2 separate regions of the Homo sapiens genome follow, and region 1 is linked to region 2. Evidence: chromatin loops called from intact Hi-C (ENCODE). Cell type or tissue: chondrocyte. All regions are shown on one strand. Links, peaks and the distances in the headings refer to the core of each region. The heading gives the core; the rest is flanking DNA.

Region 1 (15,522 bases), core at 3,362-11,361, 330 kb after region 2:
CCTGGCATAGTTTTTAAAGGAAAGGGAGAAAAAAAAGAAACACTATAATAATGAGAAAATATGCAAGATTTGAAGTCAGGAAAATGTGGGTTTAAACTGCAGCTTCTTCCAATAGCTATGTGATCTTGGAAAGTTACTTCTCCAGTCTGAACCTCCATTTCTTCAACTTTAAAATCAGAGTAATAATAGTAATACCTATATTCTAATGTTTTATTGGAAAGAACGGTGTCTGGCACATAGCAATTAACCCAAGCAATTTACATAGCAATTACTCGTGAAAAAGAAGCTATTAATACTATTTATTGTTATTTTCCCACTGCTGTTGCCCTTCAGCCAAAGAGCACCAGGAACACATCCGTAATTAAGAAGTTGGGTTGATTGCTCATTGCAATGGGAGAGAATATACTATAGGGAACTATGGGATGTCTTAGTAAAAGTGTGTTAGAAAAGACATATAATTTGGGCTTGCATTATTAGCTGCTTTGGCGGAAGGGTCACAAAACTGAACCATTTCTCTGAATTGGTTGCTATTCGGAAGCATGGGTAGTTCTATGACCAGTGCTAAATCTCATCTTTAGGTAGGACAGCCTAGGGTGAGGCTACAGCCGTAATTGGCAAAGAAGCAGCTATTGTTTTAGCCAGGAAAGGCGATGGCTTCGGCAATGTTCAGGTCTGTCTGTGTTCATGCATAATTACGGAATGGCCTTCTTTATGGTCTGATTGACTGTGGTCATAGAGTGGCCTTATCTGATGTTGGTATTCTCTGAAATCATGTTTGACAGGAGAACACCAACATCTAATTAATGTCCCAGGCCAGCTCCTGGAGGTCAGTGGCTACTTTTCTTTTCCCCATCATATTTATTCATATATTTAGTGAGTAGAGTACTGTCAATCCTTGGTGTCCTTTCTCTAACAAAGTCCAAATTCTATGTAAAAAATTCTATGTAGGTCAACAAAACTTAGTAACTTGGGTGTCAAATGTAAAGAAGAAAAGATAGGCTCAAAGGAGAGAGTAGGGCTGATGTGGTAGAGGGTGGACCCACGGTGTCTGTGCAGGCCAGGGTAGGGAGGCTGGCTTTCATTTTAAATGACATCTGAAAAGTTTGTCATTTTAAAAAGTTTGCTTGGTCCCAGTAAGGATGGAGAATGGCTTGTTGGGGATGGAGAAAAAGGGAAAGGAGGTTCAAAAAGTGAAGTAAAGCTTTTATCATTTAAATGTGGCAGCATTAGATGTGGGTCACAGAGTTGTAGACAGGCTTAGGACACGGAAAGGAGTTTGGTTATTCATCTGGCCCAGTTGCCTCCTTTACATGTAGGAAAATCAGCACTGACCAGGACAGATGAAGTGGCTTGTCCACACCCAAATATTTAGTTAGTGCAGAGTGGAGAGCTCCAAGTGGGGGCCAGAGCCCAGAAGACTCCTTCAGCCTTGTGCCCCCAACACTGTGGAATGGGAACTGAATCAGTCGTGGGGAGGAGGGGTCTCTGCAAACGTGGCAGGTCACAGAAGATGGACAGCAAGGGCCAGGCACGGTGGCTTATGCCTGTAGTCCCAGAGCTTCAGGAGGCCAAGGCAGGCAGATCTCTTGAGTTGAGGTCAGGAGTTCGAGACCAGCCTGGCCAACATGGTGAAACCGTATCTCTACTAAAAATACAAAAATTAACTGAGCATAGTGGCGCACACCCGTCGTCCCAGCTACTCAGGAGGCTGCGGCAGGAGAATTGCTTGAACCTGGGAGGTGGAGGCTACAGTGAGTTGAGACTGAGCCACCGCACTCCAGCCTGGGCAGCAGATTGAGACTTCATCTCAAAAAAAAAAAAAAAAAAGCGGGGGAGGGAGATTAATCCTGGTGCCCTTCTAGAACTACCACCTGGCCTTTCTTAATTGTCCACTTGGAGTGTTTGCCAAGCGAAGAAAAGATGAACCCATGACTGTGACCTACCTGGAGGGTAGACATTCTGGAGAGCTTCCCCTCCAACAATGTCCCAAATCTGTGTTCATCCCTGAACACAACCACTGCAGTTCTAGGAAACCAACTTTCTAATATATTTAAGGATGCTTGTCAAGATTTTATTATCTGTTCTTTCATCAGAGAGATGTTTACAACAGCAGAAAAATTTAAAAATAAAAATGAAATGTTTTGAATAAGAAAATAATTAAATTATGGCACAGCCAGGGTCAGTAGTCATCTGGTCGACTGTGGATGGATCTTCCAGAGACTCCTCTCGCCTGTCATTTGTTGGCACTCAATCTCTACCTGTTGTTCAATACTTTGAGTACCACTCTGGTAATGAAATAATAAGAGTGATGGAATACTGTATATCCATTTGAAAGATGACAATTCAATTACTTGGGAAAAACACAATACATTTACAATTGGCAAAATACAAGCTCTAGAACATCAGCTTAATCTATATCTATGTTAAATGTATGTAAAACTTATGTTCCTACCAAATATTAACAGTGACTTTCCCCGATTGGTAGAATTAGGGATGGTTTTAATTTTCCCAATTTTTGGTCAGTGATATTTTCTTAATGTTTAAAAAGGAACATTAACAGTTTTTATGATAAATGAGGAAAGTTTCTTTACAACATTTTTTTGCATGCCATTCCTTAGAGTTGGGCAGCTTTTGCAAGCTGTGAGAAGCCCAGCTCCTGCTTTTCCTGATACGGTTTATGACTCACAGCTGCCACCAAGATGTCAGTTAGCTCTGTGACAGTGAAATGACTTCATTTCCCTGAACCCGGATAGAAACGGTGTCTGGGAAGAGAGAGAGTACCTGGTGGAGCCCTATGAGTAAATGTGATGATGATTCAGCTCTGGACCCTATACTCTACTCCAAAAGGAAATGTTTCAGGGCATCAGAGGGCATGAATTCATGAATGTGTATACGAGGCTTTGTTCAGGATATTTTTAAATATAGAAGTTCATTGATACAACATCCCTATGAGGTAGGGATTATTAAGAGGGCTTTATCTATAAGGAGGCTGGGATTGAGAGGGTTTGAATGATTTGGCCCAGGTCACACCATAAGAGCTGGGAGCGAGATGACAGAGTCTTTTTTGTCCACAAGCAAAATAGCCATGCCTGTACTTGCAGTCGGACCGGAGGAACACACAGGCCAACTCTGACGCAAAGCATGGTTATCACCATGCTCCTCCAATGCCACCTGCGTCTTAGCTCTGGGTTTATTATTCACTGAGTGCCTTAATGGGCACCTATCGTTTATTTTCCCTGGGCCTCAGTTACCTCATCCGTAAAATGAGACAAGAAGGTATTTGAGGTAGATGAACTTCAGGATCCCATCAGCCTTGACGAGTGCAGGATTCTATGTGAATCTAGATGAGATTTATCCAAGGACCTCCACATCCTGCCTCCCACCTCCATGAGCAGCTATTCCAAAGCTACCAGTCTGGTGATTCAGCCAAAGACCCATCATTAAAGAGCACAAAGACATCCTTGGCCAGTATCTTTCTGGATGCTGATGCTTTTCTCCTGAATTGCATGTCACCTTGGAGAACTCAGTGATGGATGAGAGAGATCCAGCTTTGACCTGGAAAACTTTCACATTGCAAGTTTTTTTTTTCTTTTTCTTTATAGATTTATAGTCAATACTTCAGCCTTTCTATGACAAGAAGCTTATATTTTTCTGGACTAGATGTAACAAACGACTTTCCAAGTGATCAGTGACATCCCAAGTTAGGGCTGCATTTTGAAATTGTTCTTTAGAATCTCTAACTTCATTGGGAACAGTGATATCAGAATGTTACCTTAATACTCTGCCAGAAAGGCATGGAGAAGATGTAAAATGTTTATAAATGAACATCCAGTGATGTGCACTTGGTAATTTCATTCAAAGATGTAAAGGAAGAGATACTATAAGGGACATTTCTGTTATTTTGTCAAATGCTATTATTTACTGAAAAATAAAATTTCACCCTATATGCTTGACCTTCAGGGACTTATTTTAAGATCATATGGCTTTTCCTAAACAGCTGAATTATTTAGTGAGATTGAACTCTCAAAGACTTTAAAATAAAGCCCACCAAAATACCAGCCACTCTGCAGTGCTACAGCTGTTCAGACCTCAATCTGCATATTTCATCTCAGCAGACTGAAGTTTGCAACTGAAAAATCGCTCAGAAAATACTTATCACCTTCCATGCCAAACGCAGAAAGGAATTTATTTGAAGCTGAGAATGTGATAGGGTGGGTGACTTACTCCCACAGTGATGCTTAGAATGGTGGATGGAGTTCTAGCTGCGTTTTTGCTGCTTCACCCCTGGGGAGGCCACGCCTCTGAGAAAGAGGCTGGGAGGCCCTTCCGCAACAGGTGTTCAGGTATGAGTGAAAGAATCTAAGGAGTGAGCTTGGAGCACTGCACCCACAGACAGGACCATCATTAGGAGCACATTCTCAGTGCGTGTTGAATGTTACGAAAAGGTTTGATTTATACATTTTTGACCTAAATAGAATTTAATCAAAATGTCTAGAGAATTTTTACGGGTTACTAGCCCCTCACTTTTTCTGAAGTACTAAAAGCAGAATCAGGAATTCAAGATTATCATGTTGAGTATAAAGCACTCTAGTCTTCCTAAAGGAATCAGTGTCAGACTGGGCTGGTGGTTCACACCTGTAATCCCAGCACTTAGGCAGGCTGAGGCAGGAGGACCACTTGAGCCTGGGAATTTGAGGCCAGCCTGGGCAACAGAGTGCGAAGTCCCTACGAAAAAAAAAAAAAAAAAAAAAAAAAAAAAAATATATATATATATATATATATATATATGGAGAGAAAGAGAGAGCGAGAGCAAGCCAGGCTTGGTGGCATGTGCCTGTAGTCCCAGCTACTCAGGAGGCTGAGGTGGGAGGATCATTTGAGCCCAGGAGGTTGAGACTGCAGTGAGCCAAGACTGCACCACTGCACTCCAGCCTGGGCAACAGAGGAAACCGTTTCTAAAAAAAAAAAAAAATCAATGGTACCTCCTATAGAGTCAGGTGATGGTGTTGATTATGATGATGATGGCAAAGACGGTGGTGAAGGTGATGGCGATGATCATGGTGATGATGATGGGCTGATGATGACTGTGATGATCATCATGGCAAAGATGACAATAGTGAGGTTGATGATGGTGAAGATACCAATAGCAACAATGAAGATGTGGCTGCTGATGTGACAAAGATGATGATGGTGATGGTGATGATGGCAACAGTGATGACAATGATGATGATGATAATGATGACCATAGTAATGATGATGATGATGACGATGATGGTAGAGGCTTACATTGATTGAACCCTTGCTAGGTAACAGATATGTTAAGCACTTAAGCCCTGAGTGTTCATTATCTTATTTAATCTTCAGCACCATCACATGAAGTACATGCTGTGATTTTCCCATTTTAAAGATATTGAAACTGAAGTTTAAACTCGGTAAGGAACTTGCTCAAGGACAATACTTCTTAAATTTTGCTATACATTAGAATCACCTGGAAAGATTTTTTAAAATCTTGACCCAGAGGTTGAGTAATGTGCTCAAGGGCACCCACCTGATGAGTGGCAGAACCAGGCTTTACAACCCAGTCACTGAGCACCAGAACCATGTCCTCTCTTGTGAAGAGCCAGTCATAGTGCCCAAGGAATTTTCAGGGCCATCATTGCTCATGTCCCTCCGGTGATGCTGTTTTTAATAATAGTAACTGGCGAGCTGGAGTATAATGTTTTGGGTAGCATGGCAGATCTTTGTGGGGCAGTGTGCTGAAACCAGCTTAAATCTCTGACTGCCGAGTTAATTTATTTCATTCATAATATTCTGTTCGAAATGAAAATATTCTCATGGTTGGTTTTGCCTGAAGGTATAAAATTCCCCAAATCAGCAAATCAGCAAATCAGCGCTTTCCTCTGATGAAGGGGGAGTTCACGGAAGACTCCAAAAATGGACCAAAATGCCTCTGTTCCCACGTTGCAGGTAGGAAATTAAAGCTCTTAAGAAAGGATGGCATTGTTTATCCATATTCAGAAACCACAGGGCTGGGATTTTTTTCAAATGAGGCCATGCTAGTTAATTAAGACTTTGCCTTTCAGGGATTATTTATATTCTTAATTTTTGATATTTTTCATGGCAGTGGAGTCTGAATAAACTCACAGGTGTGACCTCCTTCCATGCCAGCTACTACTCTCTCATTTAATCCTCATACAACACTGACATTTGAGTAATAGTTTTCCCATTTTGCAGCTGAGGAAACTGAGGCTGCGAGAGTTTATAATTTATAAAAGCTTTTATAATTTATAAAAGCTTTTATAATTTATAAAAGGTTTTATAAATTATAAAAGGTTTGCATCATTTTCACCTACCCGAATCATTCTTCTACAAAAGAAGAAAAGTTATTTCAGAAAAGCTTCCTAAGTTTTCCCTAAAATGAATTTCTGGCCTAGAAAATCAGATCCTGCTGTGTTCACACTTGGCCTCAATTTCCTCAGGCTTCTGGGTCATTAAGGAGGAGCTTTATCACCTGGCTGCAGGGTGGAGGAAGCCAAGATTCTGGACCGATAGCCTCCCACAGCTGCGTTAGTATTCCACAAAGGCGCAACCAGAAGATAGCAAGGAACTTTCACACTTGGCTTTAATTTCTCTCTGCACATTTTGTTAGCGATAAAGACCATCATGTTTTTTCTTTCTCCACCTTTTTTGCTTTTAGAATTCTGAATAGATGTTTTCATCACGTGGCTAAGTAAAACTGGAATAGCTGAGATTTCCAGAATTCAGTTAGAAGATCTGATAAGCATCTAAAACTTGTCCTAAGGTAGGGGGAGAAGTGTTTAGCTTGGAAATATAACTCGGAGTTCCCAGTCTTCCTCAAGTAGGTACTTGGGGAGATACTGAAGTAGGAGGAAGATGATTCCTACAAACCACGCCGAACAACAGACAGTTCAGAGATCTTTGTGCCTCTTGACTCAAAAAGGCAACTAAAAGATTTCTAAAGCATTATCCCCATCCCTCCCCCATCAAACTTTTTTATTGGGTATAGAAAAACATGAGGAAGGTCAGGTGCTGTGGCTCAGGTCTGTAATCCCAGCACTTTGGGAGGCTGAGGTGGGGGGGCAGATTACAGGAGGTCAGGAGTTCAAGACCAGCATGGCCAACGTGGTGAAACCCCATCTCTACAAAAAATACAGAAATTTTCTAGGCATGGTGGCATGTGCCTGTAATCCCAGCTATTTAGGAGGCTGAGGCAAGAGAATCGCTTGAACCCAGCAGGCAGAGGTTGCGGTGAGCCGAGATCATGCCACTGCACTCCAGCCTGGGCGACAGAGTGAGACTGTCTCAAAAAAAAAAAAAAAAGAAAGAAAGAAAAAAGAAAAAATTAGAAAGTACCTTCACTAGATTTAGAAGTAAGCCCTTAGGCATAGATGGTCAGCTGAGCCTTTTTAAAAAAGGAAGTTGCTTAATGAGATCGGTTTCCACCACTCAGTGTTAGAGTTTTGTGCCTCCAGTTTTATAAAATAATGTAAATTATTCCCAGCCGCAGAGAAGAAAGGACAGAAAATGAAAATTAGCAGGGTACAGAAGTCCATTCTGCTGAACAATGGAAGAAAAACCACACAGGGATTTGGTACCATTAAACTCTGGGGCAATTTTCTGCTCATTTCTCCATCTCCTCTCTTTCTGGTGGTAATCAAAGGAACGAGCTCCAGATAGGAAAGTCTTCCCTGTAATTAATTTAAACAAGTTCAGTAGACTCCAATTATCTAGTCTGCTACAACATGGAGAAATGACTGGGAAAGGAACTCCTGGGCAACTGGAATGAATTCCATGATGGCTTTATTAAGGAGTACATGTAACAAATCCAAAGTCTTTAAGCTTATCCTTTTGGGGGGCTTTTAAAAGTTATGTCTTTATAATAAAATAAAAGCTGGGGACCATGTTTACCTCTATCTCAAGTGTTAAGCTGAACCATTGATTTATTTCCTTAGAGTGATGCATTACTGCCACCTAATGGTCATGTACCTGCATTGAAGGGGTTAAGAAGTAAGGAAATGATTTAAATAGACTTACCACCACCACTGGTCACCCGTCTTAAAAAAAAAAAAAAAAAAAAACAAAAAACACCTTATAGTAACCTTTTTTTTTTTTTTTTTTTTTTTTTTTTTTGGTTTGTGCTGGATGCGGTGGCTCACGCCTGTAATCCCAGCTCTTTGGGAGGGCGAGGCAGATGGATCACCTGAGGTCAGGAGTTCGAGACCAGCCTAGTCAACATGGTGAAACCCCATCTCTACTAAAAATACAAAAATTAGCCGGGCGTGGTGGTGGGTGCTTCTAATCCCAGCTACTCAGGAGGCCAAGGCAGGAGATTTGCTTGAACCTGGGAGGCAGATGTTGCAGCGAGCTGAGATCACGCCACTGCACTCCAGCCTGGGCTACAAGAGCTAGACTCCATCCCAAAAAAACAAAGAAAAAAAAGTTTGATGGATGAAGCAGATGAGTTACTGTGGATCAGGACTGTGGAAAGCCCGCCAGTTAGACAAGGGATGTTGCCCTCACCCAAAGAGCAGATAAACACCATTGGTGCTGTTTGAGCTGGGCGGGGCAGATGATACCAGATCTTTAGCAAGATGAGTTTCACACCTGTGTACAGGAAGAAGCGTGTGAAAACAGGTCAAGAGGATCCTGAAATAAACCAAGTGTGAGAGTATCAAGGTGACAAAAGGGTAATGGAGGCTGGAATGTGAAGTTAGAGATAATCATTTTTTTAAATTATATTAAATTATATTTTATATTATATATATTAAATATTGATTTATTTTTTATAATTTATAATGATTTATATTAAATATCGACTGTTTGCCAGGCACCATAGTTAAAATGAGATAGACCAGTTCTCTCTCTCAAGAAGCTCCCACATCAAGTAGCCCTTGATGTGATTCACTCTGTGGTCTGCAGAAGTTGCCCCACCTCTCTGGTCCCCAGTCTCCTCTGTTACAGGGAAAAAGATTGCTCTGGGAGTTTTCAGAAGCCCCTTTGACTCCCAATAGGAACTTGCCTGGAGCAGGTACTTCCAAGGGAATGAGAGGAAAAGCACAGTGTTTAGCTGAGATAGGGGTAAATATGGTCCCCATCTTTTATTTTATTATAGAGATATAACTTTTAAATGATAGCTTTGTGTAGGTGATAGTGGAGCTGAGTGAGCTAAAGATTTTTTTTTTAATCTCATGATCTGAGTCTAGCTATCTGGAGTGGAGCAGGAAATGTGGTATCACTGATATGTAAAGAAATCAGTAAGGAGGGGCTCATTTGCAGATAAAAGGGAATAAAACCAGGGCAGGCATGCAGACACCATCATGGTAGCTAGACATATAAATGCAGAGATCCAAGATACCAACTTCAGCTTGGAGGGAGAAACAAGATCAAAGGAAGAGGGTTCAGCAGTTCTGTGCATGACACTGGGTCAGATCTCTTCCCTAGAACAAGATGCTCAATGGCTGTGTGCCCCAGAACAAGGTGCTCAGTGTCTCTGAGCTTCATGTCACTGTTGTGTAAAAGCAGCACTATGATAGGGGCCTCTTCATAGAGCAGCATTGAGTATCTTTGGTTTAACATGAGAAGAGTGACTGGCCCTGTAAGCTTCAGCAGATACTAACTAGTATCATTATAGCTCCTCCTCCTCTTCATGATGATTTATAGAATTGGTCAATTTTTCCAGGGAAAAGCAGTAGAGATGAGAGTAAGAGGATGCATTCATTCCATGCCTGCAAGACAGCCCAGCTGGGGAAGGTGAACTTCAGTGGTGGGGAGGAGTGAAAGGAATAGAAAATAGAGATTTGGGGAGGATAGGGTGGACTGGTTCCACACCTCTGAGACAGCAAAGACTCCAAGAAGTTTCTGAGCAAAGGTCACAGGACTTGATGATTTGGAGGTTACTGATGACTTTCGAAAGAGCAGCCAGTGAGGAATACAGGATTCTTCGTATGGAGACAGATTACAGAAAGAAGTCAAGTGAAGCAACAATATGCTCCTAGATACCGAATTTCCACAGCCTGGCAATCCTCAACAAAAGGGAGACCTGGGCTAGTTTTAGACTCGAGAATAGATCAAGGGCAATGTGTGTATGATCAGCAGGCTGCAGCTTCCATATTAACCTACGTTTTAAATGTCTTACATTCCTCTGGACAAAATAAATCAGCCCGGATGGAATTCGTTGCCACAATGATCTATAATGATCTATGATATGTCTTCTCATTTATAATGTCAAGCCCTTGGAGATAGGAGGCCCTCAATGTTTCTTTGAGACCTGAGATGAGAGGATGATCAATGAAAGTAAACGAAGAGGATCATGGTAAAGATCTCATGGTACCAAGAGGAAAACAACTGATAAACAGGGCTCATGGAAGTCCCTGTCCGCTGGGCAAAGGAGAAACGGCTCCCTTACCTGATCACACATCTTCGTCATGTCCTTCAGGGCCCCAGATCCTGTTCTAATGCAGAGCAGGAAGATGGTGACTTTTTGAAATTTCTGGAAATATCACTCGGTGAATCAAAGCAAATTAATTCTCTCTTTTAGTCACTCTGAGCCTGGATTTCCAGTCCTTGGAATTTCGCTTCTACCAACAGTTCTTTCAGAGTCATTTATGGTTCTAAATACACAGGATGCAGTTCCCACATCACCTCCCCTCATAACACCATGGGATGAATAATCATGGTGAAGACAAGGATCTGTGGCCAAATGATGGTTTCAAGTCCCTGTTCTGCAACTTGCCTAATGTGTCATCTTGGACAAATCCTTTATCCTCACTGCACCTTCGTTTTGTAAATAGGGACGTTAACGCTGGGACGTACTCTGCTGGTTTGTTTTGAAGAGAAAATGAGCTAATGCAAGGGAGAGGGAGCTCAGACCACAGATTTGTGCAGAGAAAGTGCCGAATAAGTGACGGCTGCTGTTTCTGTTTTTATTCTGCGAGGAACTCTAATAGAAGAAAAAGAGCATTTGATGACTGAATCACCGGTCTTCGCTAGCAGGGCAGAGGCAGATAGTTCCCCCGCCCCGACCCCGGGCCCAGCTGCTCATCACTGGGGTTGCAGAGTTCAATGCCGACATCCCAACTCTGACCCAGCACGGTGCCTACTGGGGAAGGCAGATATGGATAAACCACAGCAGCGCCCTGTGATTGATTCTTTGCCAGACGGTGGAGAAAGTGCACATTCCCAGATAGCTCCTGCAGGGAGGTTGCATGATGCCCACAAACCCACCTGTGAGGCCCATAAGCCTGGATGTTCTCTCTTAGCTGCTTAGGCTCTGCCCCTCAAAAGCGGAAATGTTGAGTGTGGAGTGCAGCTTGTTCTATGAATTTGAAGTACGTGGTCCCTGGGGTTGGACCAGCAACAAGTGACTCAGTCCCTCTGAGACTCTGTTTGCTCCTCTGAAAAATGGGTGGTGTTGTGGGGGACAATTTTCTACCTGATGAGCTCCTCATGAGGATCTATGTAAAGGGTAGTATCTGATTCATTACCAGGATTTTGTATGCTTTATAGGCATGCCAAATACAGCTGTATCTTACTTTATTAAATCGAACGGAAAAAAATGTGAAAATCAAGTTGTGTGTTAAATTTGATAAAGAGGGCCAGGGGCGGTGGCTTATGCCTGTAATCCCAGCAGTTTGGGAGGCCAAGGCAGGCAGATCACGAGGTCAGGAGATCGAGGCCATCCTGGCTAACATAGTGAAACCCTGTCTCTACTAAAAATATAAAAAATTAGCCAGGCATGGTGGAGGGCGCCTGTAGTCCCAGCTCCTTGGGAAGCTGAGGCAGGAGAATGGCGTGAACCCGGGAGGCGGAGCTTGCCGTGAGCCGAGATGGTGCCACTGCACTCCAGCCTGGGAGACAGAGCAAGACTCTGTCTCACAGAGAAAAAAAAATTGATAAAGAGAGTTCATGATGTAAAACAGTAGTTCTCAGCCTTGTGTGTGCGTCGGCATCCCCTGGAGGGCTTGTGAAAATCCATATGGCTGAGCCGCACCCCCAGAGTTACCAATTCCATAGGTCTGGGTAGAGTCTGAGAATCTGGATTTTTAATAAGCGCCCCCAGTGATGCTGCTGGTCTGGGGACCACACTTGGAGAAACACCTTCTTCAAGGAGTCACATGTTTCTGAAGCAAAGGAGAATCATTTGTCTTTGTATTACTCTGTTCTCACGCTGCTAATAAAGACATACCTGAGACTGGGCAATTTATAAAGGAAAGAAGTTTAATGACTCACAGTTCCACATGGCTGGGGAGGCCTCACAATCATGGCAGAAGGCGAAGGAGGAGCAAAGTTACATCTTACATGGCAGCAGGCAAGAGAAAGCATGTACAGGGAAACTCCCCTTTATAAAACCATCAGATCTCATGAGACTTATTCCCTATCATGAGAACAGCATGGAAAATACCTGCCCCCATGATTTAGTTACCTCCCACCAGGTCCCATCCACAACCTGTGGCAATTGTGGGAGCTACAATTCAAGATTTGGGTGGGGACACAGCCAAACCATACCACTCTTTTTTTCTTTTGTTTTTGTTTTTGCTTTTTTGAGACAGGCTCTTCCGCTGTCATCCAGGCTGGAGTACAGGCACTATCACAACTCACTGCAGCCTCAACTTCCTGGGCTCAAGAGATTCTCCCACCTCAGCCTCCTAAATAGCTGGGACCACTGGTATGCACCACCATGTGCAGCTAATTTTTTACTTTTTTGTAGAGACGAGGTCCCACTATATTACCCAGGCTGGTCTTGAACTCCTGGACTCAAGTGATCCTCCTATCTTGGCCTCGCAAAGTGCTGGCATTACAGGCATGTGCCACACGATGCCCAGTCCATTTTATTTCGTACTGAAATATTCTTCCTCCTATTTTTTCTTTTCAAACTGAACATCTTTATATTCGAGGTTAATTTAAAATGGAGCCTTCAGTGCATCTGGTATGTGTGTGAATTGGACCCAGCTCAGGGATTTTGCTCTTCTGTTTAATCTTTGCTTTTCCTGTGGACCCATGAGTGTCAGGACTGATATTTCTGATTTTTCCTTTGTGCCAAATTGAGCCTCATCTGCCCGGTCAGCCCTAATGTCACACGCACTCCCCACCGCCTGAGATTACAGGACAGGAGATACATTTCGATTCAAAGTTCTGAAAATATGATTAATCTCAAGACTGGAGAGAGAAAAGTTATTGGAAATATTTTCATAAAAATTAATGTTTATAGTCAACCTTGTGACAGTCGGTAGTATGTCAGCAATTCAGGTAAGGTTGTGTTTGTGTTTTCTTGTGCAGAGGATTTAGCTGCCTATAATCAGTTTCATGAAACCTTGCTCTTACATGACTCATTTTTTTCATTTATTCACTCATTTGTTCAGCAAGTGTTTATATTGATTACTTGGTGCCAAGTTCTATACTAGGCTGTGAAAACAGAGACAAATATAGACATCCTCTGTTCAGGCAATGAGAGCTTTGTAATAAGTTTCTTGTTTTTTAAGGACAAAGGCTTTTATGATTTTAGCATCACGTGGCTCCTCACTTTCTCGGTTCGTTTTGTGTTTGGTTGATGTTTTCGTTGTTGTTTTGCTTGGGGATGGTACTTGTTTCCTGCCCAGCAATTCTTGTAAGTAAGTAATAATATAGAATAACCAGATTTGTTGGGTTCCTGCAAAGACAAACATGATATTTAAAGAAGCTTGCAATTAAATAGAGAAAATAAACATCTAAAAATAGATGTACAATGCAGTGTGATGAGGAACAAGAGAAGTACCTCGGTGAAAGAAATAATGTATGTGTTTGTGATGTCTAGAGAAGTATTCGTGGATGAAGTGATACTGGAGGTGGGTTTTGGAAGGAGAAATCTCTTTCTCATATTATTAGTCTCAGTCAGTTTCCCCTCCTTTTGTTCCAGGAACACCAGCATTTCATTAGACTTAGACCCACTGTAAGCAAAGGGCTTAAGCACAAGTCCCTGGGGGAGAAACTCAACTCTGCCATCTTCTAGCTGTGTGCCTTTGGAAATCACTTAATTTTTGAGCCTATATGATGGAATACTACTCAGCCCTAAAAAGGAATGAATTGATGGCATTCACAGCCACCTGGATGGGATTGGAGACTATTATTCCAAGTGAAGTAACTGGGGAATGGAAAACCAAACATTGTGTGTTCTCATCTGTGGGAACTAAGCAATGAAGATGCAAAGACATAAGGATTGTACAATGGATTTTGGGGATTCGGGGGAAAGGGTGGGTAGTGTATGAGGGATAAAAGACTACAAATTGAGTTCAGTGTACACTGCTCAGGTGATGGATGCACCAAAATCTCACAAATTACCACTAAAGAACTTGCTCAGGTAACCAAATACCACCTGTTCCCCAAAAACCTATGGAAACAAAAAAATTAAAAATAAAATGAAAAACAACATTGATCATGAAAAAAACATGAATAACATTACACCCCACACAGGATTGTTGAAAGAAACAAAAGAAAATATTATTTAAAAAGCACTTAGCATCGTGTCTGACATGTTATAAGCACTTAATAAAATCATAGTTGCCTTAGTTATTATAATTATCACAATGTTGATGGGTGTCCTACAATACGAAGTGGACGGAGTCAGGGCTGGGGAATTGAGTCTATCTGTGGGGTGTGCGTCTGTTTAATGGTGGGGTTCTCAGATCCTTGCATGTACAAGGGCATTGTGAATTGGCTGTATGTGGGCAATGTTCTCTGCCGTACTCCCGAACTTGTTTAAAAAGGAAACTCTTTATCCACCATGTATCTCCACCATGTATCTGTGAGAGCTGGGACTCTGCAGATCACTTATTGGTTCACAGCCTCCCCAAATCAGCCTGCTCTGTTCAGGGGACCATATGTGCCTGATAATGACCCTGCCTTTGTAGTCCATGGTCAAAAGCTTGCCATGAGTCTGTAGTGCCAGCTCAAATGGCATCATGCTGTGCTCCTGCCTTCCCAAGCAGGGTGTGCACGCAGGCACCCTCTGAAGGCTAGGTTCTAGATATCCTCTCATCTTTATCTTTGCAACTTTATCCTGGCTTCTAAGGGGCATGGGTGTTTCACTGTCACTATCTGTGGAAAAATTGATTCAGTCTGCATGTTCCGTGAAACACTAGGAGATTCTCCAAAAGAAGCCTCAGTTAGCAACTGCAAGTATGCAAAACAGGTATATTAAGGGGTGATGACTCACCTCAGAAAAGGAACCTCTGTTTATAGAAAAGATTAACCAGAAGACGTCTTTAAATTACATCCATCTCTGGGCATAGCTTGTGGGTGTCTGAGAAAATGATTGAGAAGTAAAATCTGTTTTGTGTGCATGATACACATTCCCAAATAAGCCCAAAAGAAATCAAAGTGACAGTTTGATTTACCTTTTTTAATTCAGAAAATACCTTTTCAATATTGACACTAGAAATCAGCCCTAATTATTCCCCTCTGACTTTGCTACTTTGTCTTTCCTTCTCATCTGTGTCCACTTGCTTCCTATTGCATTATATATTTTAC
Region 2 (15,522 bases), core at 4,155-12,154:
CTTCCGACTAAAGAATCTAAACATGTTTAAAACATTTTTCACCTCCAGTAAAACTAGCAAGTCTTGATTTGTGTTGTTATTGCTCCTGCTAGATTCGTGAAATATTTCAGAGGCAATTGCATCTTGGAAGTGTGGTTTGGCAAATTTTCATCCAAAGCGTATGTTTTTGTTTTATTTTTTAACTAGCGGTTCAAACGTGGGGAAGTTGACATTTTAGAGCAAATGGTAGAATATGTGGGGTTATTTTCTGTTGCTGTTTCATTTTTAGGTTCAACTTTTCAAATATAGAGCTGGATTAAGTCTCACTAGTAGCAGAAAACAAAGTCTGTTTAAGTAAATGTGTTTTCAGGATGGCCCAACTGTACAGAAACTTGCAGATCTCACGTTCTGATCACTCCATCAACTGCTGCTTCTTTAAAATACTCAAGAGTCACTTACGATGTTTAATTGGCATGTCTGTCTTTCAAAATGAAAAGCTACAGGGTAGCTTGTGTTAACCACACAACAGCTGGTTTTGGTCACTTGGTAGGTGACAATCCAGTGACCACAACCAAGGAGGATTTAACAAGGGATTTTATGCCTTGCAATGCGGAAGAGCACTGGGGAAAGTTCCCGAAGGGGTGCCTCCCAGAACACAAATGAAAACAGGGCTTTTACTGGGCTGGCGAGCTGAGTCACTGTATGTAGAGGTGTAGTGAAGGCAGCACATGCTCAGTCACCGATCATGCTGCTACATACTTGTACATACTTACTGTCTATACATTACTCACTCATGTATAGGCAGTGGTGAATAAGCTCCTCCCTGGGCCTGGTTAGTAGTATGGTAATACAGATAGATAACCGAAGTACATTTCCAACTCAGACATCTCTGGATCCAACCAGCTTTTGTTTTGCCAGGGTCGGGCTTCTTTCTGAAATTTTTGAAACAAAAAAAACCAAGGTGTGACAGTTACAAGGGGCTACTTCTTCACAGTGCATACCCCAAAACCTTGGGACCCTGGAGCATACCCCCAAAACCCTGGGACCTTGGGTTAGACTTGGACTTTTCCTGTTTTCTTGTTACTCAGCAACCACCACAATGCCTGGTCCGTGGAAAATGGTCAATAAATATCTGTTGGCTGGATAAATTAATCCCTAAATGTATGTATTAGGTTGTTGCAAAAAAAAAAAAAAAAAAAATTAGCCGGGCGTGGTGTCGGGTGCCTGTAGTCCCAGCTACTCGGGAGGCTGAGGCAGGAGAATGGCGTGAACCCGGGAGGCGGAGCTTGCAGTGAGCCGAGATGACGCCACTGCACTCCAGCCTGGGCGACAGAGCGGGACTCCGTCTCAAAAAAAAAAGAAAAAAATAGAAATGGCAAGGAATAAAATTTGCCTTCAATGTGCTTATGGTCTTGGGAGGAGTAGAGTAAAAAAAATCCCTAATTTCTATTGATATAATATCATTGGATAGTGCCATGATAGAAGAATGTCCCATGTGCAGTGAGAATCTAGAGAGAAAATAAGTGATTACACTTAAAGTAGAGAGTCAGGGAAGACTTCCTGGGAGAGGTGACATTTAGACTAAAGCATAAATAATATTGATTTGTTTGCCAAATGGAGGAAGCAAAGAAGGATCCTGAGTGAAAGCATGATGTGTCTGAGGATTTGCAAGTCGATCATGAGGTTGCAGCATACATCACATGGGAGAGAGTTGCTGACTCTTCAGGAGAGCAGATCATGGTATGCTAGGACAATCAGAGTCTCCACTAGAGCATATGAAGGGCTTAACATAAGGGAGTGTCATAATTACATTTATGTTTGGTCAGAGCACTCAGGCATTGGATTGGAGAATGGAGTTGAGATGAGAAGCAGTGAAGCACTTGCTGTAGCCATCATAAAAACCTGGATCATATCAATAGATCGTCATAACTTGGCTTCAACAAGAATTCATAAAACCAACTCCTCTCTATTTCATAGTTTCATCATTTTATGGAATATCAAAAACCTAAAGAGAAAGAGAAATAAAAATAAACTATATGAACTTCTCCCTGATGAAGCATTCAGTCTTGTTTTCCTGGATCTCATGCATGTTAAATACATATTTAGATCTAAGCCACTATATCAAGGAAGTGAAAAACTCTTATTCCTTAAATATCAATATGTGCACAAATTTTCTTATACCCACATAATTTTAGTAAAACTTTGGAGAAAAAAGTTTCCAGAGTTCTAGGGCTTTGTTCCATTTTTGGAAACAGTAATTTTAGAACTCTCTGCTTTGCTTTACTTATTCATTTTATCTCCCGCTGGGTTTCCTTCTTGATTTCTATACCTTTGTGTCTGCATTAATTAATTTTTCTTTCATTTATTCACACATGCAACCATTGTGTATTTGGTCTATGTATCAGTTAGGGCAGGCTAATTACTCTAGCAAACCAGCAGTTAACAAGAAACCAATCCCGTTGGCAGGGAACTGCACTGTGTGAAGACATTCAGAGATCCAGGCTCCATCTATCCTAAAGCAAGCAAACAGGCTTTGAGAGGGAGACAGAGACAGAGACACAGAAAGACAGAGAGAAAAAGAGAGAGGAAGTTCTTGGTGATTAGAAATTTGTGTTTCTGTGCGGTATGTGTATACACAGGTGGTATTTTTCTATTTGGAGGGCTTAATGTGTTTTTAGGTGTTTGTGGGTTAGGAGTTAGAAGAAATAGCCAAAAAGGAGGTGTAATTAACCCTTTATCTCTTTCTCTTGATGGGTAATGTGGTTACTTCCTTTTTGTTAGTTTCCCCATAATATTATAGTAAATACCTGAGTGTATTATGTGTGTGTATTTTGATTATTTCTCTGCACTGTGTTCCTAGTAGTTAAATTACTTAGTCAAAAAGCATGAACACTTTAAAGGCTATCAAACATAGTTACATTGTTTTTCAGTAAAATATCTGTACCTTTTTCTTTAGCATCGAGGTATCTATTTACCAGACCTTCGTGAGCACCGTGCAGTTTATTTTTTAAAAATATTTCTCAACTTTATAGTCAGTATATTTGGCTATTAGGATAATTTCAGGATATTTGAGGAGGAACTTTAAGACCGGCTTATAAATTACAGCACTTATAAAGGAGGAAAACATGTGGAACTCATGTCTGGTACACATGATTCTAGGAACTGGTGGTGTTTGGATGGCAGAAGTTACAAGGAACGCAAAAGCAGGGAGCGTGAGCCAACACCAGATTGACCTCAGGCAGCTGATGCTATCGAAGGAAAAAGGGAGGACTTCCATGCAACTCCAGAAAACAAAACCAAGACACCTGCGGTAGATTCTGGTTTAACAAAAGGGAGAATTTTCTAAAAATTTTCTATAGATTTGGTTACTTCACAAAGCATTGAGCACCCCAGGATAAAAGAATCCAACTGAGAGTGGCAGCTTTACTCTTATTAGAGAGAAGATTTCTCTATTAAAGACAAAATCAAAGCGAAATCACCAACATCTTACTCATTTACTTATTAGACACAATCGTGGAGCAAATACTCTGCACCAGCTACTGTGCTAACTCCGTTACCTGGATTACTCAAATTCTTACAATAACTCTATATTTATTTCATAATTGCTTTATTTAGTAATATTTTAAGTGCTTTTTAGACACCTGCTCTATGCCTGTCTTGTGCTAGGCACCAGGGGGCGTAGCAGCAGACCAGGAAAATGTAGAGTCTGCCCTTACGGAGCTGGGAGCCTTGCATGAAAGACTGGCACTGACGACACAGTGGCACTGAATGAACGTGTGATCAGAAGCTGAGACAGGGCTCTAGGGGAAAAAGGCAAAGTGCAGCCAATCCTCATAGCAAAAGAGACCGAGGAAGCCTAGAAGTGGTGCTTGAGTGGAGAGTAGAAGGATGGGTGGGGGGTTAACCAGGCACAAGAGGGGAGGGACGGGAAGGGAAGTCACAAGGTGAGAAGCCCTCAGACAAGCACCTGCAATTGGAGGGTGCGTGCAGCTGAGAAGCAGAGCCAGGAGGACAGTGATAGCACTTGAGGTCAGAGTGGTCATCGGGATCCAAGCCTGCTGGATCTTCCTGGCCTTAGGAAACCCAGAGGCTTCATCCTTTGGCAAGGGGAAGCCTATATACCCTGTAGGCTTAATGACGGGGAGAAGAATGTTTGTAAAAGATCTCGCTGGCTGCTGAAGAGAGAACATCTGGAGTTAACTCTCCAATTTCAGACTCCCCTGATGAAAACTGTTACTTCTGTTCTCCACTCCCTTATTTGGGCAAAGCAGTTTATTTTCTACCCGAAGCATATCTACTAATAGAAATGACTGAGATATTCATTACGTTAGGAATGTAATGTAATGATTCTTAGATGGTGATTCAGATGATTAGTTATTGGACCTTCGATGCATTTTTTATTTTAATTTTGAGATTGGCCGTCCCCAACGCCTCTGATGTGTGACTTTCATTACTGGAGATGTTGTTTCTGATGTTGCTGGCGGTCCCTACTGAAAAGGATGCATGCATGAAGACTCAAGGCAACAGTGACTTGCACCCATTTCTAACAATGACTTGCACCCATTTCTCCCGTATGGGGGTGCTTGATAAGCACTGAGTGGTGTAATTTACAACAGCTTATTGGCTTGATGCCATCCTATGAATCCACCAACCATCATCTTCTCTGACCCTTTAAAATGACTTCCCTCACACCCCCTGCCATGAGATGATATGAAGAACTAACAACAGATAATTTCTATATCACCACATTTTATTATCAGCATAATTCTATACAGTAAATCTGCAGTGGGTGACTTAGTTTTGCTGATATGTGGCCTCTAGAATATTGGGAAAATAGATACATGGAAATTTAGGGAGCTTGTATCTTGCCTCTCCAACCTTTTAAATTTGCTGCAGAAAGTTGGATATTTGTTGGGTTTTTCTTCCTTAAGTAGGCAAACTTCAGCCCCAGGAGGCAATGAAGCAAACTTTAAATGTAGCCCCAGGTACTTCAAAGCTGGCTGAACCATGTGTTTGATTGCATACAAAATGTGAATTGAGTAGCACAGAACTGTCCTCCTAGCAACTTTGTAGCACAATGAGATCAGCTGCAAGAACGGAATAAATTGGAGATTGGCTTCTGCAGTTCCATTCATTTGCAAAAATTTGCAGACAATTAAGCTGTCCCCCTGCAGTATAGGTAGCTCCTTTTAGCCAGGGGCTGGAGATTTGTTCTCTCTGGGAAAATGTTAAAGCTGTGATTATCTAGTTATACCTGAATAAATGGATCAAAGGACCTCTCCAGCCAAGCACAGACCTCCTTGAAAAGGTAGTCTCCAGCAGCAACCCTGGGGAGGTTTATAGCAAAGTGTTTTTAGAGCAGATGGTTCTGGAGTTACAGAGGCCAAAGAGCTGAATGACTTGGGATGAGTCTTTTACATCTTTTAACTTCAGGAAAACAGCCATGGTGGTTCTGCCAGCAAGTCGTTGAATGGATTAAGTGAGATAATCATACAATGTGTTTAGCACTGTGCCTGGCATGTAATAAATACTCAATAAATGGCAGTATTTTCTATGGCAGACTTGGTGAATCCAGGACTAGGATCCCAGGCAAATCTTAGGGTTATAAAGGTTAGAAGGAACCAGGTTATGTCATCTTGAGTCTAGAATATAAGCTTCAAACTCTCCAAAGGAATAACCCTCAGGTCCTTGAACTCAAACCCGAAGCATCACATCTTTGCGTGAAGCCTGCAAAGGCTCGCTATTGCCTTGGAAGCAAATCCAGTCTTCTTACCTTGACTTACAAGACTGTCCATAATTGGGCTGGGCTGACTGCATGAGTCTCACCTTTCACTGTTCTCCCTTAATTCCCTGCCTGCCTGGAAGACGTATTTCAGCTTCTGCAATGCTTTGCCTTGCTAAAAATATCTCCTCTTAGCAAACAAGTTTGCCCAGAAGTTATGAAAGTAGGAGAGGGAACAAAGATGATAGAGGTTTGTGGTTTGTTTATGAGGTTTTCACTATTTCTCCCTATCACTTTTTCTATTATGCAAAGCCAGGGTCCAGGAGGGCAGAAAGAGGGAATGAGGACAAATTATCTGGACACTGTTTGTCTGTTTGAATGTCAGCGTATTTAGGAGATCCTCCAACAGGTGGCCAGCCCGGGTCAAGCTGCGTCTGGCCTTGTGTTCAGGTGTGCAGGAAGTAGGATCATTCCTCTCAAATCTCACCACTTCCTTCAGTTGGCTGTTAGGGAAGGCTTTTATGCCCTTGGCTGGGTGTGACGGAAAGGGGCAGGGACAGACAAAACTTGGAGTGCGGTCCCAGCTGTAGAATGCCAGTCTGGCAGACATAACAAAAGTGAGCACTTCTTCGCTTTTGGGACACCTTCCCCATTTGGTCTTGACATTGAGCACCATGCTTTGGCAGGTGTCAGAGGTTGGCTCCCGGGAAATAGACCACGCAACCGGGGAGGTGTTATCAGCATCCATACCTCACGGGGAGGGAGGTCAGGGGGATGGGGCGGGGAAGGAGGCTGATGGAGGAGTTGCTGACTGCAGGTAGCTGGAGGCCTCAGCCTTCCTGGGCAGCAGGGATACGGGCAGGGATGTCCCCTGAGCATGGTCCCACCTGGAAGCCAGGGGGCTGACCTTGACACACTCCTGACCAGTCAGTGGATGGCGCTGCAGCCCCTTCTGTTTAGTCTTCACATCAGCAATGAAAGAGGGTGAAGTTCATGGAAATATTGTGGGGACATATCGCATGGTTTCTGTTCATGAAATGTCCAGAAAAGACAAACATATACAGCCAGTGGCTGTGGTAAAGTGGGAATGACTGCTAATGGGCATGAGGTTTCATTTAAGGGTGATGGAGATGTTCTAAAATTATATGTGGTGAGGATTGCACAACTCTGTAAATTTCCTAACAATCACTGTGTTACACACTTAAAACGGGTGAATTTCATGGTACGTAAATTATACCTCAATAATACTTTTAAAATACTGCAGGCGAGAGGGGCTCCAGCCAGAGAAATTGACTCCAACTCTCCCTTTCCACAAATCAAATGCTCAGATTTGCATTGTGGGAGGAGCCTGAGTGTTCACTGCAGGACAATGTAGGTTCTTCAGGGAGTGCAGACCACTTTCACATGCAGCTTCTCATTTCGTTCTGATAACCTAGAGGACGGGCAAATCATCGTAGGACGATGAGCGCTGAGCTACAGTGAATGTAGCTTGTTATCTTACGACAGACCTGGGAGAAGGAGGAAATCCAACTAATTTATTTACTTTTATCCCTTTGAGTCTATTCTCCACAAAGCAGCTATGATCTGTTTTATTGCAACTGGACTCCTCAGCTCAAAACCCTTCCAGGGCTCACTCCTCATGCGGAGTAAAAGCCAGGGCCCTCTCCATGGCCTACGTGCCTCTCCAGGGTCTGACTTCCCTTCACCAGGTCCAGACTGTCTCCTTCACCTCACAGCGCTCACCTTGCCCACGCCAGCAGCTGCCACACTGAAGCTCCGCCATGCCCGGTAGGCTTCTGCTGCTGGCAGTGCCTCCTCCTCCTGCCCCCTTGGCCCATTCTTCCTCCATCTTCCACTGCCATCTCCTCGGTGGACCGCTTCTTGCCTCCCTGTCTAAAACATCAGCACCCTCTCCCCCTGAGCACTTCCAGCCCTCCTCCCTGCTGATCTTTTTTCTCTTGAGCCATATGTGTTCTCTTTCCCTTTCTGTGGTTTGCCCCCTCTCTCTACAATTGAAGCTTCATGAGGGCACTTGCTTCTTTTAGGCACTGCACCATCCGAGATGCCTAGAATTATACCTGGCAGAGAGAAAGGGCTTGGTTGATACGTTTTGAAGAAATGAATGAAAGAATGAATGAATGACTTAGTTAATATGAATCTATTCTCTCGCTCCTTCTCACGTTCTTTTTCTCTTCCTGCCTTCCTGTTTCCCTGGGCCTCCACCCTCCCTTCCCACCCTCAACCCCTCCCCTGCCCCTCACTGTTTCAGGGGTCTCCCCTTTATTTCTGATATGTGTTCTTTGGGGCGAGTGTTGTGGTGCTTCCAGACAGCGTGATACTTGCTTCCCCTGAGATTGGGAAACAGGGAGGAAAGCAAATGAGGTTTTAACCTCAAATGCCCTAAGACAGGAAGATGAAGACCTTGCTTAGCTGCATGAAACCGGAGATCTTTGTGTAGGGATGACAGTCCTCCTCTAATAGAATCCAGCATGCGTGAGGCTCCCTGAAGACACAACACTGCCCCTGTGATGGAAGCAAGGCTGGATGAGGCTGCAGCAGGCCTCGGATGACCTAGGCTAAAGATGCTGCGGATCACTGTCCGGAGACTGCTGTGGGGGGAATCCCACAAGTCACACATGGTCTGGTGTTGGTGGCGGCCCCAGAACCTCACTCTCCTCTGCACACCTCTGCGTGCCTACGTCTGTTCCTGTGACTGAGGGGATTGTGTTCAGCACACTGGAAGTGCGAAGACGTGTGGCATATGTCCGTGGGTCTAGGCAGCTGATGCATGTCTGTTGCATGTACATCTGCTCGTGAGTGTGTGTGTATGTGTGTCTATCAGATGGATTCTGGTGTGTGTGTAAACCCGCATGTGCATAAGTGTGTGCATTTGATGTCACAGAGAACATTTGACATCTGCACGCGTCTAGTAAATCTGGAAAGCTGGAAGGGGCTGCGTGTCTACATGTGTCTGTGTTTCAGATCTGGCCTTAGGCCATCCACAGCCGAATTACTCACTCCTGATACAGACTGAGTGGCTCACCCTCATTTTCTCACTTCCTCCGTCCTGGTGTTAATAAGACTCATCCTTCATTTTTCTACCGTTTCTGCAGTTCTTTAGAGAGTGCAGACCACTTTCACATGCAGCTTCTCATTTCATTCTCATAACCTAGAGGACGGGCACATTATCCTCCTTTACAGATGAGAAAATTTCCTTCAACCCCTCTGTGTCCTGTCTCGAGGGGAGCAGTATTGGGCCTCTTCTCTGAGGCTGATGTAACTGCTGATTCCTCTCACACCTCCTGTGGGCATCTCCTCTGCTCTCTTGCATCTTCATTCATTCTGTGTTTCTTTCTTCACCACTGTGCTTTCTTTCCTCTGACCCCTTCTTCCTCAAGGTCAGCCCCATTCCTTGTCTCCCATTTAACTGAAGAACTTCTTTCCATAGCTCTCCTTTTCTTCTATGCCAGAGTCCTCACTGTCCATGTAATCGCCTAGCACACACCAAAAGCTGCTCTTTCTAAATTCAGCCGTCATCTGTTCATGGTCAAGCCTAGCAGCCTCCGTGATTTTGGAGGAGACCTCTGCCTTGTGTAACGTGGCTGTGCACTGTTCCTTTTTGGAATTCTCCTCTCTGTGCTTCTGGTTTTTCTGCTACGCTGACTAAACTTTCTGTGGCCTTTGCTGAAACTCATCAGATGGTTACGTTCCTCCCTTTTCCCTTTTCCCTCTTCCCATAATCTGGGTTGTGCCATTGTCTCCATGTCTTGCAGCTACTCTTGTATATGAGTGATTGTGACATTTGTCTCCCTCCTGAATGCAATTCCTCATGTCCCCTAGAAATCTCTGCTTCACGTCCAGCAGGCTCCTCAACGTCAACAGGTCTACTCTAGCACTGGTACCCCAAAATGCCTTTTTAAAAGCCTTTGCCCACTTGGTAATGGCAACACCAGAAGTCAAGAGATCTTATTACCTCCCTCCTTTACGCTGATCTTCAGTTCTTTCCCATACACTGCTCTTCTGCCTTTTGTAACTGTCTCTTGAATTGATTACATTATTTTTGTCACCACCATTTTTGTGTTGTCCTTCTCTGAGTTTCTGGCCACGGATTGGCACCCTCACAGGCTTCATGCATGAAATGACAGATGCAAGTACACCACACGCACAAACACAGAGAGTTGTCCCGAAGCAGGGTATATGGATGTCAGTCAAATCATGTATGATGGTTCTTACACGGTCCCAGTCATACAGAAACATATGGCAGAACACACAAACTCATTAGCACAGACTCGATCAAAGGTGGGTACAGCCACAAATATAGAAGTAGACACTTGGCCACAAACACATACTTATAGATATACACATAAATCACAGGCAAAGATAGAAGCAGAGCCACAGGCCCAGAAACGCAGAGCCATGGATAAATATTCACTGAAGTTTCTCCTAATGTCAGACAAAAACTTAAGCATCAGAAGAAGCAGGATGTCCTGACTTCAGTCGTTCCTTAAGATGCCCACCGTGACGGGCCCAGAGAGTCGACATGCACATGGTGACTTCTCTACAATCAATACCTCCAGCAGCCCCCGAACCCTGTCCCTTCCAGGTACTGTTTTTCCCGAATCAGAGCTTCCTGCTTCTTTTCTTGGGCACTTTAGATCCACGGATTAACACAATTGTGCCACTTGCCATACTTCTGGGATGCGCCGTAATAATCAAGGAAATGGATGGGCAGCTGTGGAGTTGATGAGCTGGTGAGCTGGGAGGACACCAGAGGTAGGATGGGGATGGGATTCAGGGAGCTGACCACTCTGGACACCCGTGAGGACAGAAATATCACCCATTTGTGGGTATGAAAACACAAGAAAGCAATTCATGACACTCTATGCAAGGTTCATTATTGATGACACGGTGTGCTTTGTCATTACTTTGGACACATTTAGACATACATTGTCATCATGAACTGAGGCCTATGTTTGCTCTAGGATGAAGCCCATTCACCAGTCCTTTACATCTGCACAAAGTTTACGTCTTTTTAAAGTGTTTCTCTAGACCAGCTCTCATCTGAGGCTCAAGATATTTTTTTAATAATGAATGATATTCAGATATTACAAATATATTTTACGTATTTCCTATTTTTGCCACCCTTAACAAACCAACAGAATCTTCATAGATGTTAAATATCAGTTTTGTGTAAATACAACGCGCTCTAATTTTCTTTCTTTTTTTTTTTTTTTTCTGAGATGGAGTCTCACCGTGTCACCCAGGCTGGAGTACAGTGGCGCGATCTCAGCTCACTGCAACTTCCATCTCCCAGGTTCAAGTGATTCTCCTGCCTCATCCTCCCGAGTAGCTGGGATTACAGGCAGGTGCCACCACACCTAGCTAATTTTTGTATTTTTGGTAGAGACGGGGTTTCACCTTGTTGGTCAGCCTGGTCTCGAACTCCTGACCTCGTGATCCTCCCGCCTCGGCCTCCCAAAGTGCTGGGATTACAGGCGTGATCCGCTGCGCCCAGCCAATGCTGTTTCTTTGTTTAGTGTTGGGTTCGTTTTGGGTGGTTGGCTTTTTTGTTCGTTTTGTTATATTATTCTTGCTTTTTCTTCTGTCTTATACAGAATCTAGTTTTCTTTGCCTGCATATTGAGTCCTTTTCACTTCCTAGAGACTAAAGTGTCTCTTACTTAGTCTCTTTCATTGAGATTTTAATATTCTTCTGTGATCACTATAGTGTATACAAAATAGAATGCATTGAATATGATATTCTATATTTTCCTACATAGCTTGTCTTAAATATTCTCTCTGCTAGCTAGGTAAATTGGAGCAGTTTGCATGCAACCTCTCTGAACTTTCTTCATTGATTAAGGAGGGATAAGATTTACTTTGGAGGTCTGTTGGAAATATTTGAGGGGGCTCATGCCAAGTGCCCAGCACATTGGCCAGCATACGCTTGCTGTATCATTATTATAGTAGTTTAGAGTAGTGATGGTGAGGGCATTGGAGTGATGATGATAGTGGTCGGAACATGGTCTTCACAGTTGCCTTATTGGTCATAGCCTAGGAGTATTGCCTACTAACAAACCCAAATGTAACTTTGTCCCTGCTATGGAACATTTAGGATGTTTTCCATTTTTGCCCCTTATAAATCATGTCTCACTAAACGTCTTCCTTCATACAGTTTTATTCTTCTTTTGAATGTAACGTTTGGATGGGTTCCTAGCAGTAAAATTACTGAGTGAAGGGATATGTGCATTCATAAAGCTCTCGATAAATGAATATTGCCTGATTACTTTTCACAAGGGTGCTATGAATTTATACTCCCACCCAAATCAAGAGAATGGCTATTTATAGATGCTTTCAGAGCCTTAGCTTATCTTGTTTCCTGTTTGAACTTTATTACATAAATTTTCCTTTAAAACTGTCACACACACACACACACACACACACACACACACTTTTATGGGGCCTTGGGGCCAAAGATGGAATGAAACTATCATTTATCACATGATTTTGATAGGAAGCTGTTGTTAGGATTGAGATGCTTGCTTCTGATGATGCAGAAGACAGTTTTAATTAGTATGTGGCATTAAATAAGATCAGTTTGCATATTGGAAATGATATTCTTTTTCAATTATCTTTCAGTCCTCTGATCAGATCAAAGAGGAAGTCTCAGCTTGGTGCTAACACGCCTTTAACACCGCTCTGGCCCCTTTTTACCTGTAAGATGAAGAGCTTTCCATAGGCAACAGTTTCTAGCTCAAATTTAATGGTGTCATTAGGTCTCCAGCATGTTTATTTTTATGTTTTCCTTCTTTTATGTGAAGTGATACTAATGTTTTATTTAAAATGATACAAAGTTTTCATTTTGAACACATTTAATTAAAAATATGAGTTACGCATAGAGCAAACACCCTGACAGTGTCACTCCAATAACTGAACTTGTGACATGCTACTTGGAGAGTGCATTCCAACAGTTGCCCCACTGATCATATAATAACAACACGTTTCCCTTGACAATACACTGAATACAAGTCTCCATAATGCCTGACATAGTTTGGGACTTTGTGATTGTCCCTTTATCCCTATTCATTTGTGAGTGTAAGGACCTTGCAGTGGCTCATGAAGAGAGTTGCTTTTTATTTTTTATTTTTAAAATTTTTTTTGAAGACTCTTAACAAAGTATAACCATTTTGAAAATGCCTATCTATTACCCTAGATAAAAATTACCTAGTATCGGAAGAGTATCTAAAAAGATATTCAAGGGGTACAAGTGCAGGCTTCTTACATGCACACACTGTGTAGTGGGAAGTGTGGCCTTTTAGTGAACCCATCACCCAAAGAGTGAACGTTGTACCCAACAGGTGATTTTTCAGCTCTCACCCTCCTCCCACCCTCCCACTTTCCGAAGTCCCCACTGTCTCTTATTCCACTCTGTATGTTCACAAGTACCCATTGTTGAGCTCCCACCAAAAAGTGAAAATATGCGGCATTTTTCTGTTTGAGTTATTTCCTTTGGATCATGTCTTCCGGCTTCATCCATGTGGCTGCAAAAGACATGATTTTATTCTTTTTTTAGGCTTGAGTAGTATTTTATGGCATGTGCGTGTGTGTGTATGAGTATGTGTGTGTGTATATATGTTTTTGTGTGTGTACACATCTTTATAGATATGTTTATATATACGTATAGATATATTTACATATATGTATAGATACAAATATATATATATATATCCCACATTTTCTTTTTTTCTTTTTTGAGACTGATTTTCACTCTTGTTGCCCAGGCTGGAGTGCAATGGCGCGATCTCGGCTCACTGCAACCTCTGACTCTTGGGTTCAAGTGATTCTCCTGCCTCAGCCTCATGAATAGCTGGGATTACAGGCATGCACCACCATGCCCGGCTAATTTTGTATTTTTAGTAGAGACGAGGTTTCTCCATGTTGGTCAGGCTGGTCTCAAACTCCCAACCTCAGGTTATCCACCCTCCTCAGCCTCCCAAAGGGCTGGGATTACAGGCGTGAGCCACTGCATCTGGCCCCACATTTTTTTTTATCCTGTCTTCTGTTGATGGACACTTAGGTTCATTCCATGTCTTTGCTATTGTGAATAGTGCTATGATAAACACACAAGTGCAGGTATTGTTTTGATATAACGATTCCTTTTCCTTTGTGTATATACCTGGTAGTGGGATTGCTAGGTTGAATGGTAGTTCTGTTTTCAGTTCTTTGAGAAATCATCATACTGTTTTTCATAGAGTTTGCACTAATTTACACTCCCACCAACAGTATATAAGCATTCTTTTTTCTCTTCAGCCTCACCAATATTTGTTGTTTAAGACTTTTTAATCATAGCCATTCTGACTGGTATAAGATGATATCGCATTGTCGTTTCAATTTGCATTTCTCTGATGATTAGTGATATTGAGCATTTTTCATATGTCTGTTGGCCCGTCGTACGTGTCCTTTTGAAGAATGTCTGTTCATGTTGTTTGCCCCACTTTCTTTTGTTTGTTTGTTTGTTCTGAGCTGGAGTCTCGTTCTGTCACCCAGGATGGAGTTCAGTGGTGTAATCTTGGCTCACTGCACTGTCCGCCTCCTGGGTTCAAGCAATTCTCCTGCCTCAGCCTCCCTAGTAGCTGGGATTACAGGTACCTGCCACCATGCCTGGCTAATTTTTGTGTTTTTAGTTGAGACCTGGTTTCACCATGTTGGCCAGGCTGGTCTCGAACTCCTGACCTCAGGAGATCGGCCTGCCCTGGCCTCCCAAAGTGCTGGGATTATAGGTGTGAGCCACCGCACCCGGCCTACCCACTTTTAATTGGGTCATTTTTGTTGTTTGAGTTCCTTGTAAATTCTGGATAATAGTCCTTTGTTGAATACATACTTTACAAATATTTTTCCCATTCTCTAGGTTATCTGCTTAGTCTGTTGATTGCTTATTTTGCTGTGCAGAAGCTTTTAAGTTTAATTAAATTTGAATTGTCCATTTTTTTTTTTTTTTGGTCATGTTTGCTTTTGAGGACTAGGCCATAAATCCTTTGCCGAGGCCAATATCTGGAAGAGTTTTTCCTAGGGTTTCTTCTAGAATTTTTATAGTTGCAGGTCTTATGTTTAGGTCTTTAATCCATCTTGAGTTAATTTTTGTATATGGTGAAAGCTGTGGGTCCAATTTCACTCTTAGGTATATGATTATCCAATTTTCCATATGGGTGTTTAGGCCAACACCATTTATTGAATAGAGCGTCATTTCCCTATCATATATTTTTGCCGACTTTCTTGAAGATCAGTTGGTTGTAGGTATGTGGCTTTAGTTCTGGATTCTCTGTTCTGTTCCATTAATCTAGATTTATACCAGTACCATCCTGTTTTGGTTACTATAGCTTTGTAGTATAATTTGAAGTCAGGCAATATGATGCATCTAACTTAGTTCTTTTCACTTAGGATTTGTTATAAAACCAATTCTTTATTGGCTGTAAATCAAATAAAATTTTATATCTAAGCAAGTCCTCCAGATTCCTGACCAGGTGAGTAATCCAGTAGCTTGGCAGATTAAGAACAGCAATATGCAAGCAATGAGGGATGAGTAAATCAAGACTGTCATTGTGAATAGAATGATTTGGAAGTTGGGTGTTCAAATAGCTTAATGATAGTTATAGTGAATAACAATGTCAGCTTTAGTATTATTCTAGTAATGTACTTGGTAATGCTAATAGGGTTTGATGGAATACAGTGAACACTTTCCAAACAGCTGTATGCTTTCCCAACAAAGGAACTCTATCTCGGAGCAGACTGATACATCATTTCAATGGGAGATTTTAATCAATC

Evidence for each region. A loop is a pair of places that touch in the nucleus more often than their neighbours do. Peaks named below come from ENCODE experiments on the same cell type or tissue, not always from the same donor. Only the 100,000 strongest peaks of a DNase experiment are listed, where the experiment ranks them.
Region 1: it touches region 2 in a loop (4-fold over the local background); 14 of 110 quality-filtered maps call a loop at or near these places.

The regions. Positions count from the first base shown.
Region 1 is chr16:83,438,976-83,454,497 of GRCh38, forward strand. The region is part of intron 6 of CDH13 (cadherin 13); the gene reads left to right. Among named protein-coding and RNA genes, the nearest start is that of CDH13-AS1, 47 kb to the left of the region's middle. In chondrocyte, for the core only: CTCF peaks have their summits at 7,979 (motif pointing left) and 8,182; no DNase peak of the experiment used is centred there.
Region 2 is chr16:83,109,844-83,125,365 of GRCh38, forward strand. All of the region lies in intron 3 of CDH13 (cadherin 13), which reads left to right. Among named protein-coding and RNA genes, the nearest start is that of CDH13-AS1, 280 kb to the right of the region's middle. RefSeq lists an enhancer at 4,805-5,407. In chondrocyte, for the core only: no CTCF peak of the experiment used is centred there; a DNase peak (open chromatin) is centred at 7,463.